Linked DNA regions of Homo sapiens: region 1 is linked to region 2. The links are chromatin contacts, found by Hi-C in ENCODE. All regions are on one chromosome and are shown on one strand. Each heading gives the region's core, a stretch centred on a gene start or an enhancer-like site at or near the end of the contact. The rest is flanking DNA. Distances are from core to core; before and after follow the strand shown.

Region 1 (7,039 bases), core at 3,467-5,966, 46 kb after region 2:
AGCAGATGAGTACAGTTCTGCAGCCCTGTGAGCTGGCTAGCTGAGTCAATTGTAGGTGACTCTTTTTCCAATTTGGCCATTAGGCCTTAGTCCTGATAAAGGGAGTCGAGGTGGGGCTTTAAGAGCTCACACAGTGGGTATGTGCAGATCAGGGAAAGATTGTTGGCTTGGGTGTCTGAAACCCTGAGACCTAGGTTTGAGTCTCAGCTTTGTGACTTTAGGCAAGTTGCTGAACCTCTCCGGGCCTCAGCTGCTTTATCTGAATAAATGGGACTTATGACAAGGATTTCATGAGAAAACCCACGTGTGAGTGGATAGAGCACTAGGCAGGGGTCACAAGGCCAATGCTCACATGAGCCAAGCAGGTGCAGGAGCGAGAGCCCACCTATGGGAAGAAATAGGGAGTGGAGTTATGGGGAAAGAGGGTTGGGAGAGGGCACCAATGCCATCACACTACCAGAAGGAACCACACTGACCATGCAGGCTAACCAGAGCAGACAGCCCTGAGGAGCCAGGATGCAACCTCTGGGCAACAGTGCCCATCACTTTACATTCTGTGCAATTATGAAAAGGTTGTGGTCAAGGATGGAAATCTCCGCTGGCTGCCCAGAAGTCAGACAGCTGAGAGAACATCAGAAGAGGCCATTTATCAGAGGGTGCATGCCTCTCTGTCACACTGTGGTCTTGGGCAAGCCCTTTCCCTTGTTCACCCTTAGCTTCCTATCTATAAAACAGAGTGGTGGTGAAGATTAAGAAAGAAGGCAAACACCAGATACCTGGAACATGCTGGGCCCTCAGCAGTTGTTTTGGTTTCTTTCTTCCCCTGCAAAATAAGTCAAACTATTCCGACTTTGTTTCTCACGGCTAGTGCAGGACTTTCTTAATTTCTCTGGCTGGCCAGTGTGGTGGCTCATGCCTATAATCCCAGCATTTTGGGAGGCAGAGGCAGGAGGATGTCTTGAGGCCAAGAGTTCTAGACCAGCCTGGGCAAGATAGTGACACCCCACCCCCATCTCTACAAAATTAAAAAAAAATAGCTGGGCATGGTGGCATGCACCTGTAATCCCAGATACTTGGGAGGCTGAGGTGGGAGAATCACTTGAGCCCAGGAGGTTGAGGATGCAGTGAACTACCATTGTGCCACTGAACTCCAGCCTGGGTAACCAAGTGAGTCACCTTCTCAAAAAAAAAAAAAGTCTGTGTATATATTTATACATATATTTATATATGTTTATATATATTTATATATTTATATTTATATATATTTATATATTTATATTTATATATATTTATATATTTATATATTTATATTTATGTATATTTATATATTTATATATATTTATATTTATATATATTTATTTATATTTATATATATTTATATATTTATTTATATTTATATATGATTATATATTTATATATATTATTATATATTTATATATATTTATTATATATTTATATATACTTATATGTATTATTATATATTTATATATATTTATTTATATTCATATATATTTATTTATATATTTATATATTTATTTATTTATATATATTTATATATATTTATGTATATTTACTTATTCATTTATATATTTATGTTTATATATTTTTATATATTTATATATTTATATGTTTATATATTTTTATATATTTATATATAGCTATATATATTTATATATTTATAGATATATATATTTATACATTTTTATATATTTATATTTATATATTTATAGTTATATATTTATATATTTATATATAGTTATATATTTATATCTTTACATATATTTATATATTCATATATTTACATATATTTATATATTTATATATATTTATATATATTTTATATATTTTTATATTTATATGTATATATGTATATATTTATTTATATTTATGTATATTTTTATATTTATATATATTTTTATATATATTTATATATTTATATATTATATATTTATATGTATATATGTACATATTCATATATATTATATATATTTATATATTTATATTTTATATATTTATATGTATATATGTACATATTCATATATATTATATATATTTATATATTTATATTTTATATATTTATATATTTTCTATATATTTATATGTTATATATATTTATATATTTATATATTATATATATTTATATATTTTATATATGTATTTATATCTTTTGTATATATATATCTATAAAAGGAAATGTGTGGGTGCAGATGAGGTCAGACTGAAGGCAGCTTCGAAACAGCCCAAGGAGAAAACTTAAATCTGGCCCTGGTGCACTTTAATTGCTCTGTTCATTCAAAATAAAAATGCACATCAATGTTAGCGCTCTCCCGTCTCCCAGGCTGCCGTCCGAGGGCTGGAGGAGGAAGCCCCACTTCCTCGCAGGCCCTGCTAGAGATTGACTCCAGGAAGGCCGCTCTTCCATCCCCCTGGCATGTTTTGCTTCTGGAGGTCCCGCCAGTGGCTAACAGAACCCCTATTCACACCACCTCCAAGGAGTTACAGAGCATTTCACTATTGCATGCACAGGCTCCCATAAATCAGGTTTACAAAGAGTTATTTTCTTAAAGACAGATTCCTTTAAATTCCATTTCCTTCTCTTTCGCCCATGCCCAACCCCCATATCCTTGTGATTGAACCAAAGGCTCTGTGGCCAAGCTTTTCTTGGATCGTGTGAATCAAGATCAATAAATATCCATGCTGCAGCATGACTAGCCCGGCGCCTCACTGTGCTCTGGGATAAGGGCCCGGGTTGTGTGCGGCCGTGTGGCCCTGGCATGGGCCTGCCCTGCTGCTATACACGTCTGTGTTGAGTGCGGGCCCCCGGGTCCCCAGCTCCCAGAGAGGAAAGACCCTTCCTGGGGGAAAACTAACCTAGAAGTCACCCTCCTGGGGGTGTTACCTGTCTCAGGGGTTGGGTATCCAGGGTGGATTTTCAGGCCATGTGATCCACAGTTTGATTTCGAGTGGCTCATGAGCTGCTGCAGGCAGATGAGTTCTTCAACACCAGCACTGTTATTGAAAAAGTCAAGAGAAGACTGTGCTCCCTGTCTCCCCTTCCTCGCTCCCTGTCCTCTCTTTAACCCGCTCCAATGAGGTGTTCACTCTTACTGTCCCACCAAAAGTGCTGCCATCTTGTCAAACCCAAGGGTCCTCATCTGACTCAATGCCTCAGCAACGTTTTTTAGTCAATCGCTCCATCCTTTCCAAGCACTCTCATTGTGTTTCCACAGAACCACGGAAGACCACAGGGGTCTGCCTGTCTTCATCTCCCTGGCTGGCTCCTTCTCTCCTTCCTGACTCGTTAATGTGGGGGACCAAGGGCTCAGCCCTCAGATCCCACCCTTCATGCACGTGTGCCACCTAGGCATTTGGGCCTGTGGCTTCGAACACCATCTATGCTACTGCTATCCCTAAATTTATCATTTCAGCCCCAGCCTTTCCACATAGACCCAGTTCAGGTCACCATTCAAATATCCATTTGGAGTCTCAAACTCAGTATGAAGGTCACTCTAGGTGCAGTCCCCACATTGCAACACACACCTACTCAAAATATACTCCTCTCTATGCACATACTTTGCTTTCTTTTCTTCCCACAAACTGAAGTTGATTTTTTAAAATTTATTTACTTGTTCCTTGTCAGTCTTCTCTGCTAGATCATGAGCTCTACAAGGAAACAGGATTATATTTAATTTTGCCTTTGTAGTCCTAAGAACTATCCACTCCACTCAACCACTTGCTGGGTATTTAGTAACTGAATGAATAAAATAACACTGACTTTTGTAATGTGAATGTGATTCTCTTTCTAGTTCTCTTTAGATTCCCAAAGGCATGTCTGTAACACTGCTCTAACACATGATAATTTCACTGTTTAACAAAGAGAGAACAGTTTCAATCTGAGAAACTTGGCAAAACAGTGTCCTGCTAGAATTTAATAAACTTGCTTTATTTTCATTGTATTTTAAAATATAGTTCCCTTCTACTTATGGCAAGTATTAATAGTTTCCTATTTATACTTGTGGTATAAAGTTTCCTTTTAAATTCTATTTATGTAGGCAGTATGAGTGGATCAATTTAAAGAAAATATTAAGTAAATTATAAATGGCTGGACATTGGCACTGGATGGCTGAGGGTAGGGAAACACTGCATGGATCTTCAAGTGTCTGGGAGTGAAGGACCAGATATCTTGAGCCAGACAGGTTTTGGACTCAAATAGTAAGAGCCTAATTCATTTAACAAGGACCAGCTCATCTGCACTATTTCAAGTTAGAAAGCATATGGAGGTTGACCAACTGCCTCCCTTGCCAAACAGCTGTCCAAGCCTAGGTAGACATGTAAATATTTGAAGAGGCTTGGATGGGGGTTCGCCGCACTCAGAGGACATAGTTCACACAAGAAAGAGTTTCTCTTCACCCTCCCATCTCACCAGGTGCCCTGTGGGCACACATCTGGCCTCCAGGTGTCCCCCATGTGGGCAGACCCTGGACCTAGAGGGCTTGGTGGCTGGACTTGTCCCATGACATCCCCACCCCATTTCTCACATAGGGAGTCTGGCCAGGAGACTCTGACATAATCAAAGTCTAGCAGCAGAGAAGTTATCCTCGGAACCTGGCACCGCTGGGCCTCCCCAACCCACCACCTGGGCAGAGGGAGCTGACAAAGGCTGCAGTTCCCTGTCCTCACTCCTTACACATTCGTTCCAGATGCCCAGAGATCTGGAGCACACTGCCGTGATGAAACCCAGTTGCAAGAGTCAGCACCGGTCCCTCCGTCCATTTGCCTACAGCTCTGAAGGTACGGCTGGCTGTATGTGGCAAACAGAGCAGCCACGACCACAAACTGCCGGGACTTCACAATTGGCTTTGTAGTTTTGCTGAGGGACTGTCCAGGTTTGGAGAAGTCCTAGCCTATCACAGGTTATATTTCCCAGGCTTCTTTCATTACACAGGGCTCTGCAGCCAAAGAAGACCTCACATTTCTGAGTCATGAAATCCTGTCAGGACGGGTACATGACGTTCCAGTAAGGCTGAAGGAATCAACTCAACATGCAAAGCACAGCCTCTCCCTGGAGCCAAGGAGCCAGGGGCAAACTGGGGCAGCACCTCTGTGGTTGGAGGGCAGAGGGCCTCACACAGAGGAGTCAGGGTGAGGGACAAAATTGGAGGCAGAGCGGTCCCCAGGGAGTGCACAATGAGGCGGATGCCACATGAGCAGGCCCAGAACAATTTTGGTGCCAAGGAACAGGCACCTCTTAAACAGGCCCCACCCTAGAGCAGAGCCCAGCAATGAAATACAACGAAAATAAAGCCTTTGGAGGTGCAGGTGCAGGACAAGCCACAAGAAGAGGAAAGAACACAGAAAGTGCTCCCAGCACCTGAGGTGCCATGTCTTCTAAACTCACTGGCAGTGCAGTGGCCCACCACCCTCAGAGAGAGCCACCTGCCCTTCCCAGGGATGGGCACCAGGCAGCTGGATCATCCCTCAGTATGTTTTATCTCCAGTCAGTGGGTAAGTCTGCCTATAGGCCTTGGCCTTGTTTTATGCCTCTTTGGGCTCACCACTTGTGCCTAATGCCAGATGCATATTGAGTCTTGGGTGATGAACCGGCAGGACTTAACTAGGGAAACCCCCTTGGGCCACTCCCTAAGCTACTGCAGGCTACAGAACTAGATATTCAAAGGGAGCAAATTGCTCTGCCCACACCCCTACTGGGGCTGGGTTGGACCGTTTGGTGACAGGTGGCGTAACCATCCTGCAGAGGCCTCCCCTGCTCTCCAGCAAATGTGGACTTTCCAGGTCCTCACTTCAGAGGGAAAGGATTACTTCTTTGACCTCATGGCTCTGCAGCATCCTCAAGTGGTGCAGCTGGAAAACCAGGGCCAGAGGCTGCAGAGGGGTGACAGATGTCACCACTTCGCTATGCTGGAGTCAGATGGCTGCAGAGGCCAACACCTCTCTGACCACCAGCCAACCCCCTGTGTCTGGGTTACTTTGCCTGGAGGGGGCCACATCGAGGTGCCCCAGGGACACGACCTGGGGCCCAGAATACATCTTGCTGCCTGAGATAGGGTTGCACAGGGCCACCTTGGGCACCAGAGAAGCTATGGACTGTAACACACAGGGCAAAGCATGGGCTACAGCCCTGGACTGTGTCCTGGGTGAAGTAACAGCTGCGGGCCCTTGCCCTCTTGCATGCCATTCTCACGCTCATAGTGGGGAGGACGACCCGGTCTCCTGAGTGGACAGCACCTCATCTGGTGCCCAGTAGTGCCTGGCCCAGGTCCCCGGATCTGAGTGCTTGTGTGCAGGTCTCACCGGGGGCCATGAGCCCAACTGTGCTGCAGCCTCCACCCCTGAGATCGGCTATTCTTGCTGTGTTGGCAATCTTGGGTCTTTCCTGAACCCCAGCCAGGGCCCCGACCCCTGTCCTGCCCCTACCTGCCCCTCTCTCCAGGGATACTGTTTCCATCACCACCTGGTTACTGCTTCTTCTAGGCAGGCCACACCCACTCCAGAGGTGCAGGGCTCTGAGCCCTGCTGCACCTTAACTCCTTTCCCGCCTGGGCCCCTCCCCACCTTCCTCTCTGCGCTTTGGCACACTTTCTCCTGCTACACCTTGCAGCTCTCTTGCCGCTCACCTTCAGCTTGGTAACTTGCAGCGACAGTCAGGAATCACTGTTTTCACAGAGGTTTATGCATTTACATAACCTACAAGGGTGAAGCTTGGGCTCACTCACTCTCAAAGAGCATCTGCTGAGCTAGGTAGTTTCTGTAACTCAGATTTATTAAGGTATAATTTTACATACATAACATTTGTCCTTTTAGATGTACTCTTCTATGAATTATGGCAAATATATATAGCCATGTAATCACCACCATAATCAAGATACAGAGTATTTCCACCTATTATATTTGGAATAATATTTCATCATCTATGTCCATATAGAATATTTCCTGAACATGCCCCACTGTAGTCAAACCTCTCCCCTAACCTGAATCTCCCTGTTTCTATAGTATTGCCTTCCTCAGAATGTCATATAAA
Region 2 (6,689 bases), core at 1,956-4,455:
GCAGGAGTGGGAGGGTCTTTGAATTTTATTTTCGGTTTACAGCCCCAAGTGGAGGCTGGGGAGTATGCCCGTGGCCCCACTGGCCAGAGTCTGCTGATCCCCATTGAGTTCACAAATGTTCCCTTTTCAGGATATGCATATTCTGTGGACATTTAGCAACTCTGTGGTCTTATGTTCACAGTTTTTAAAAAGGATCTTTTGTAATAATAGCTTGCATTTGAAGGACATTTTATTTAAATAAGATTTTAGTTTCATAAGTCGAGGCCCCAACTAGGGTGCCTCCAACTTGGGTCCTTGGTCACCCAGGAATCTTGAATCAAAATTCTTCCAGAGACTAAATATATCCCGACCCATACTGGCATGTCTAAGGTACAGCATGAGCTGCAGGATATATACCTCCATTCTCATGATAAATACATACACAAGCTTTTGAAACACGGTAGAGGCACCAGAGAGTGTGTTGGCAGGGCCTGCCTCACACATGGCGTTCCTTGTGCAGCCCTACTGTGCTCTATGCTTAGAAGAGCCCTGTGCTTGGTGTAACATGCTGTTATTGTGGTTTTGAAATTCTTAACTTTTGAGCAGAGGGCCCACATTTTGATTTTGCACTAGGCTGTGCATAGCATATTATGTAGTCAGTACTGTAAGGGGCACTGACCATTAGCCTTTTTTCCTGATTGGCAGATGGAGAAACTGAGGTTTATAGAGCTGCCATCTTCCTGCAATGGGGAAGCAGCAGAAGTGGGGAAGTAGCAGAACCAGGTGAGGGCCAGTTTGGCTGACCATCTTTTTATTGTGCATAGAGGTGGCCTAGTGCCATATTTGAATTTTTGAGAAATGCGTAAGTAATTTCCACAGTTTCCTTGATGTCCTCACTAGTAGAGCCCCTTTCTGGGGTTCCTGCTGTGGGTTTTTTGAGGCCTTTTTTCCAACAGCTATGGACTTCTCAGTACTTCCCACCTAGGAGTGAGGCTCCGGGACTGGCCAGCACCCAACCTGCTGAGTTATGGTCAGCTGGTCCTGGGGAGGGGAGAGGATGGAGCCAGCTGACCTACCCACTGGGGTGGTGAGTCGAGCCTGGATTCTAAGGCCTGCACTCAGGCTGCCATCCTGGGTGCCCAGAGCTGCTGCTATACCCACACATCGGGGCTAGGACCTGGGCTGCATGATCCACTCTACCAGGCCCATGCTTATGGTGAGGGCTGGCAGAGACCCTCTGCTCTCCCTGACTGTCCATTCCTAGAGCCTCTTCTCAGTCCCACACCCAGAGACCTCTTCAGGGCAGCATTTATGAGGGCAATTTCATTTCACAGTGGGCCACCCCAAAGGAGTGACATTTACGGTGAGTTCCAGGCCAGATGAAGGAAAGGCCCCCTCCCACCATGGTTGCATAGCCAAAGCACAGCATCCCCACTGGGTAGCTGTGCAGCTGCTGCTTGCGTGGAGCTACTGAGGGGACAGCCTTCCCCCAGAACAGCCCATCCCACTCAGGGCAGCTCTGAATGTGAGACAGGCCTTCCTTGCTGTGCTGGTCTTCTGATATCAGGTTGGCTGGCCAGGACTACGTTTCCTGGTGCTCACCATCAGCTGTTTATGGTTAGAGTCAGCCACACAGAAAAGTCTTGGGAGATTGGAAAGTCGATGGGGAAATAGCAGCACACACCTATTGTTGCTGGTCTGGCGATTCACCCCAGTGGCATGAAGCCACAGCCAGGCCACCTTCTCTGCCTCCTGGCCCAGGTGCATGTGTTTAACCCTGTGAGGGAGAGTCCCTGCTTCTGCAGGACACCCTTGTCACCATGGTCAGAGGCAACAAGCATGGGCATGGTCTCCGCCATCCCTCCTGCTTGCGGGTTCCAACTTGCTCACGCTCTTCCCTTCCTGATGGCCTACTTCATAGACTTCAATCTCCAGCATCAGCTGTGGGGACCATAACCTTGCAGAGACCACTTAACAAAACCACCCCCAGGACGACGTTAGCTCAATGCCCAACAACAAATCATCTATCTCTTACTGGGTCTGCTTCTCTTGGTAAATCCCAGTTGATGCACTCAGATTACACTGAACTTGAGTTCCTTTTGAATGGTCCCTGTGGGCCCCAACTTGAGCTCTGGGTGTCATAAGGAAGAAGCCTGTCCTCCCTCCACATCAGCACCTCAGATATCACCAGGCAGCAGCACCTCCCACTGTGTTTGCTCGTCTCCAGGTCAGAAACCCCTGATACCTTCAGGTGGCCTGGAGAGTAGAGCCCTTGCCATAGTGGATGCTCTGGTGTCCAGTCCTGGCTTCACAGCAGAACACCTGGAAGTGAGCTTCAGGGTCCAGGTGAGGTCTTTACTTTCTGAGGTCCTCATCACTGACCCTTCTGCAGGGCTCAGTCACAAGTGTCAAGGCCTCCTAGTTCCTGCCTCTTTTCTTTCCTTTCTCTTTCTTTATCTCTCTCTTTCTTTCATTGTTCTCCTTCCTTCCTTCCCTTCCTTCTTTTTCTCTTTCTTTCCTTGTCTATTTCTCTCTTTCTCTCTTTTTCTTTCTTTCCTTTCTCCTGACTGCAGGAGAGAGAGTACAACCACAGGAGAAAGCTAACCCACCCTGGATTTGTTTGGTTTTCTTCCCAGAGACTCAACACCAAGCCAGGCTGGAGCTCCCCTTTCTTGTTATTGCCCATCAGGCATCTCAGGCTTGGCAGGCTGTCTGCTGGCCTCAGCACTGCAGCTTCCATGGACTCCAGCTGCAATGAGATTGCCAAGGCCTGGAAGTGACACTGCTTCACTTAGCAGCCCCGTTCCCCAAGCCCCTTGCACTCAAGGCGGACACAGAGTGGAGCTACATTAGGTGGCTGAAGTTTTTCGCATGATTCTCTGTGGTTAACTGGCTTCTGGAGTCACTGAACATTCCAGGACCCTCACCCCCTGGTCCCATGGTTCAGGGCTCTGGCAGGGGTAAAGAGAGGACTAGAAGTTGACTCTCTTTTTGTCTGTTTCTTCACTGCTCCCGTCCGAGACCTGAGGTTCTTTCCAGTGGCTTCGCTTATCTTCCCAGGGAAGTGATTCAGCCCCCAATTCAGGCCCTTTCATTACAATAAAAAGTCAGTGAGACTAATTCCTTAGATTCTATATTCCCACAAAAGCTAACTAACCTCCAAAACTCTGGGCAACATGAGCAGAATGCCAGCAGACCCCACCTCACCCTTGGTCCAGCCTGACTCCTTAGCTGTAGGGTTCCTGGCCACGTATGCACACTATTTACACTTGATAAGCATCCTCCCACTCCTTAGTCCTATTATTTTATTGATTCTCATATCTTGGAACAAAGACCTCTTTCAAGACAGACAGTCCCAAGGAATCTCAGACATTTTGGGGGGCCCAGAAGAGAATGATTCAGAGGAGACTGAAGGCTTAAGGGTTGACTCATGGATGTTTAGTATTGCTACAGACACTGATCTTAGGTCAGGCACTGCTGGGAGCTTCATTCGGGCTGACAGCGGCATTTATGAGAGCAAATGTCTGTCCCTGCGCAATTTCTGTGGGGATAGTTGCAGTCAGGTCTACAGGATTTGCTTAAAAATTTCCAAGACCTGGGTGTGTCTGACAGCCTGGACCTCAACCTCAAAAAGGAACTAGCTCCTCTCTGATTTCCTTGGGACACCTGGGAGCAAGCACAGGAGCCCATGGAGCCACGGAGAGTGTCACTTCAAGCGCCTCCTGGGAGCTCTTGCAGATGCCAAGTGCTCTGCCCTTCCCCATTACCTGTGATTTCAAGTGGGCTTAGAGATTCTCCAAGATGTGAGATGAAAGGCCAAGAAACTAATTCCTCTGACTTCTTCAGAGAACCGCACAGTCTCTTGAGGTAAGATCTTCATGGAAGGCTGGGGATCTGGGATCTGGGAAGCCGTGAAGTCAGCATCCACTAATACGGGGCTTCTCCTGGAATCTGCCCCATGACCAGGGAATCAGGTGCGAGAACAGGCAGGTGACCACTTCTCCTCTTGGCCCCGCCAGGCCACCCGGGTTCCAGGGGACAGCAGGGTAGTAGCCCTGATTCTCCTTCCTTCCCCATCACCTCTCCTGTGTCTCTCCCCAAAATCCCCAGCCTTGGCCCTTCTGGAAGAGGAGCTAAGGATGTCCGAAGCTGACACCTCCCCCAGCCCCATGACCACACTTGGTTTGTTCCCTCACGTATCCAGAAAAAAAATGTTTTACTTAGCTTCTTCGCTCCACCACCCCCACCCGCCCCCACCAACCAGTGGCTCTCTCTTTATGAGGGCATAGTTTTTTTTTTTTGGAAAAATCTAGGTTTGAATTCAAGTTCTTCAATCTGCTAAGTAGGTGCCTTTCACAAGTAAATGATACCTTTGTGCTTTAATTAGATGAAGAAAATCAGAGCCGTGAGGATGATGATAAAGGTACTTAGAAGAGACCAGGCACAATGGGGGTATGTTGTATATATATGACTCCCTTCCTTCCATGTTTGTCCAGCTAGTTCAAGCACAATTGCTCAGTGACTGTCTCCTCATGCCCCTGATCAGGGCACTTCTCTCCTGGAGACAGAGGGGGGCTGGGACTCAGTGATCCCAAGCTGCCTGCTCACAGCCTCTTGCGTCCAGGACCCAAGCCCCACTGAAGTGCCCTTCCAAGGAGGCCATCAAAACAAACAACACAGCTCCTAAAGCAACTCTCTCATGAGCTGCTTGAGTTCCAAAAACAGCCTACCATGTTTCATAGGAAGGTTTATTCTGTAATGCAAGTTTGAGTAACACAACAGCCTCTCCCACCCCACACTGCTGTAGCTTATAATAAAAACTCAGGGATTTAAAAAAAAATTGGGTTGACATATTGCTATTCCTGACCCAACAAATAAATAACTAAATAAATAAAAAGAGAGAGAGAAAGAAAGAGAAAATACAAGTGCAATTATTACCTAAGCTCAGGAGAAAGTCTGCAACTGTGTTTCTGAGTTAGCAGAATTTCTGGGTCATGATGTTTGTGGTCAGAGGGCACCCAGGGCCTCTGCAGGGCACGTCAAGCACTTTTCTGTGCCCTTGACTTCAATGAAAGAGAAAAAGGCAATAAAGACCAGGAAGAGGTATGGTCAGATGCAGACGCCAGACACTGGGATGGCGTTTACAGCTGAACAGGCCCAGCAGGAGGAAATGAGGCCTGGGATCTAGCGTGTGTAGCTGCGGGTAAGTGACAGCCCGCCTCAGGCCCTCGGTAAAAGGAGTCTCTGTGACCCAGGTGTGTCCGGAGTTGGTTCCTGCCAGTAGGTTCGTGATCTCGCTGACTTCAAGAATGAAGCCGCGGGCTAGGCGCAGTGGCTCACATCTATAATCACAGCACTTTGGGAGGCCGAGGCGGGCGGATCATGAGGCCAGGAGTTCGAGACCAGCCTGTCCAACATGGCGAAACCCCGTCTCTACTAAAAATACAAAAATTAGCCAGGCGTCATGGTAGGTGCCTGTAACCCCAGCTACTCAGAAGGCTGAGGCAGGAGAATCGCTTGAACCCAGGAAGCAGAAGTTGCAGTGAGCCGAGATCACACCACTGCACCACTCCTGCCTGGGTGACAAGAGCAAGACTCCATCTAAAAAAAAAAAAAAAAAAAAAATGAAGCCGCAGACCTGCAGACCTTGCCCGTGTCACAGCTCTTAAACATGGCGTGGACCCAAAGAGTGAGCAGTAGCAAGGTTTATTGTGAAGATCTAAAACAAGGTTCCCACAGCCTGGAAGGGGACCCCAACAGTTGCCTCTGCTGGCTGGGGGGTGGCCAGCTTTTATTCCCTTATTGTCCCCTCCCATGTTTCATTTATGTCCTATCAGAGTGCCCTTTTTTCAATCCTCCCCATGATTGGCTACTTTTAGAATCCTGCTGATTGGTGCATTTTACAGAGCACTCATTGGTGCGTTTTACAATCCTCTTGTAAGACAGGAAAGTTCCTGATTGGTGCGTTTTACAATCCTCTTGTAAGACGGGAAAGTTCCCCAAGTCCCCACTGGACCCAGGAAGTCCAGCTGGCCTCACCTCTCACTGGCAAAAACTGAGAGCAAGGATCTGCAGCCTTTCTTTCCTGTGTCCTACCCAGAAACATTTCCCACTGGGGAGAGCAGGGCCAGATACTACCCTGGCGTCTGCCTGTTTTTCCTGCCTCCTATCCCCTAGTGAGACTTGTGAGTCTCCAGCCAGGATAAGAACGGAAAGTAAATTACACAGGGCTTGACACCTAGCAAGTACTTGAGAAATGTCTGTGACAATAGCAACTCATGTGTGGATTTGATTTGAGCACAGGCCAGGCTCTGCTCCTGGTGCCCTACATACATTAACTTGGTTCACCTCACTGTGTTCCTGTGAGGCCGGCAGTGTGGTTATCTCCATTTTACAGATGAGGCAACTGAGGCACAGAGCCATGAGTGGGCTCGAACTCAAATGTTGGCTTCTAGCATCTATGCATTGGCCATCGAGTGGCTTGTCCTCTCAGGCTCTGCAATCCCTTCCTCTCCTGGAACCTGGAGTCAGAGCAGAGGGAGCCCCAGCCTGGAAGACTTGGGAAAAGGCCTTTCAGGGCAGGATGCCATGAGCTGTGGGAGGGTTTGAAGATGCAAGGATGTGGCGCATTTTAAACCTGACATATTTCATGTTTGAAATTCTCCCCTGACACTCTCCAGATGCAGGAAGCCGTTGAAGTACACATGATT

The links. Hi-C counts contacts between places; a loop is a spot of excess contacts on that map.
Region 1: a loop to region 2 is called in a map of CD14-positive monocyte, with 1.8 times the contacts of the local background. The contact joins two enhancer-like sites. A Hi-C loop is called at or near these places in 2 of 168 maps with a recorded cell type or tissue (CD14-positive monocyte and astrocyte of the cerebellum).

What each region holds. Positions count from the first base shown.
Region 1 is chr10:47,178,840-47,185,878 of GRCh38, forward strand. No RefSeq gene overlaps it. Among named protein-coding and RNA genes, the nearest start is that of GDF10, 120 kb to the right of the region's middle. Within about 2 kb of position 4,717, at least 3 of the 41 ENCODE cell types and tissues checked have a DNase peak (open chromatin) inside an H3K27ac peak, as active enhancers do.
Region 2 is chr10:47,134,311-47,140,999 of GRCh38, forward strand. No RefSeq gene overlaps it. Among named protein-coding and RNA genes, the nearest start is that of GDF10, 160 kb to the right of the region's middle. RefSeq lists an enhancer at 2,861-4,060. Within about 2 kb of position 3,206, at least 3 of the 41 ENCODE cell types and tissues checked have a DNase peak (open chromatin) inside an H3K27ac peak, as active enhancers do.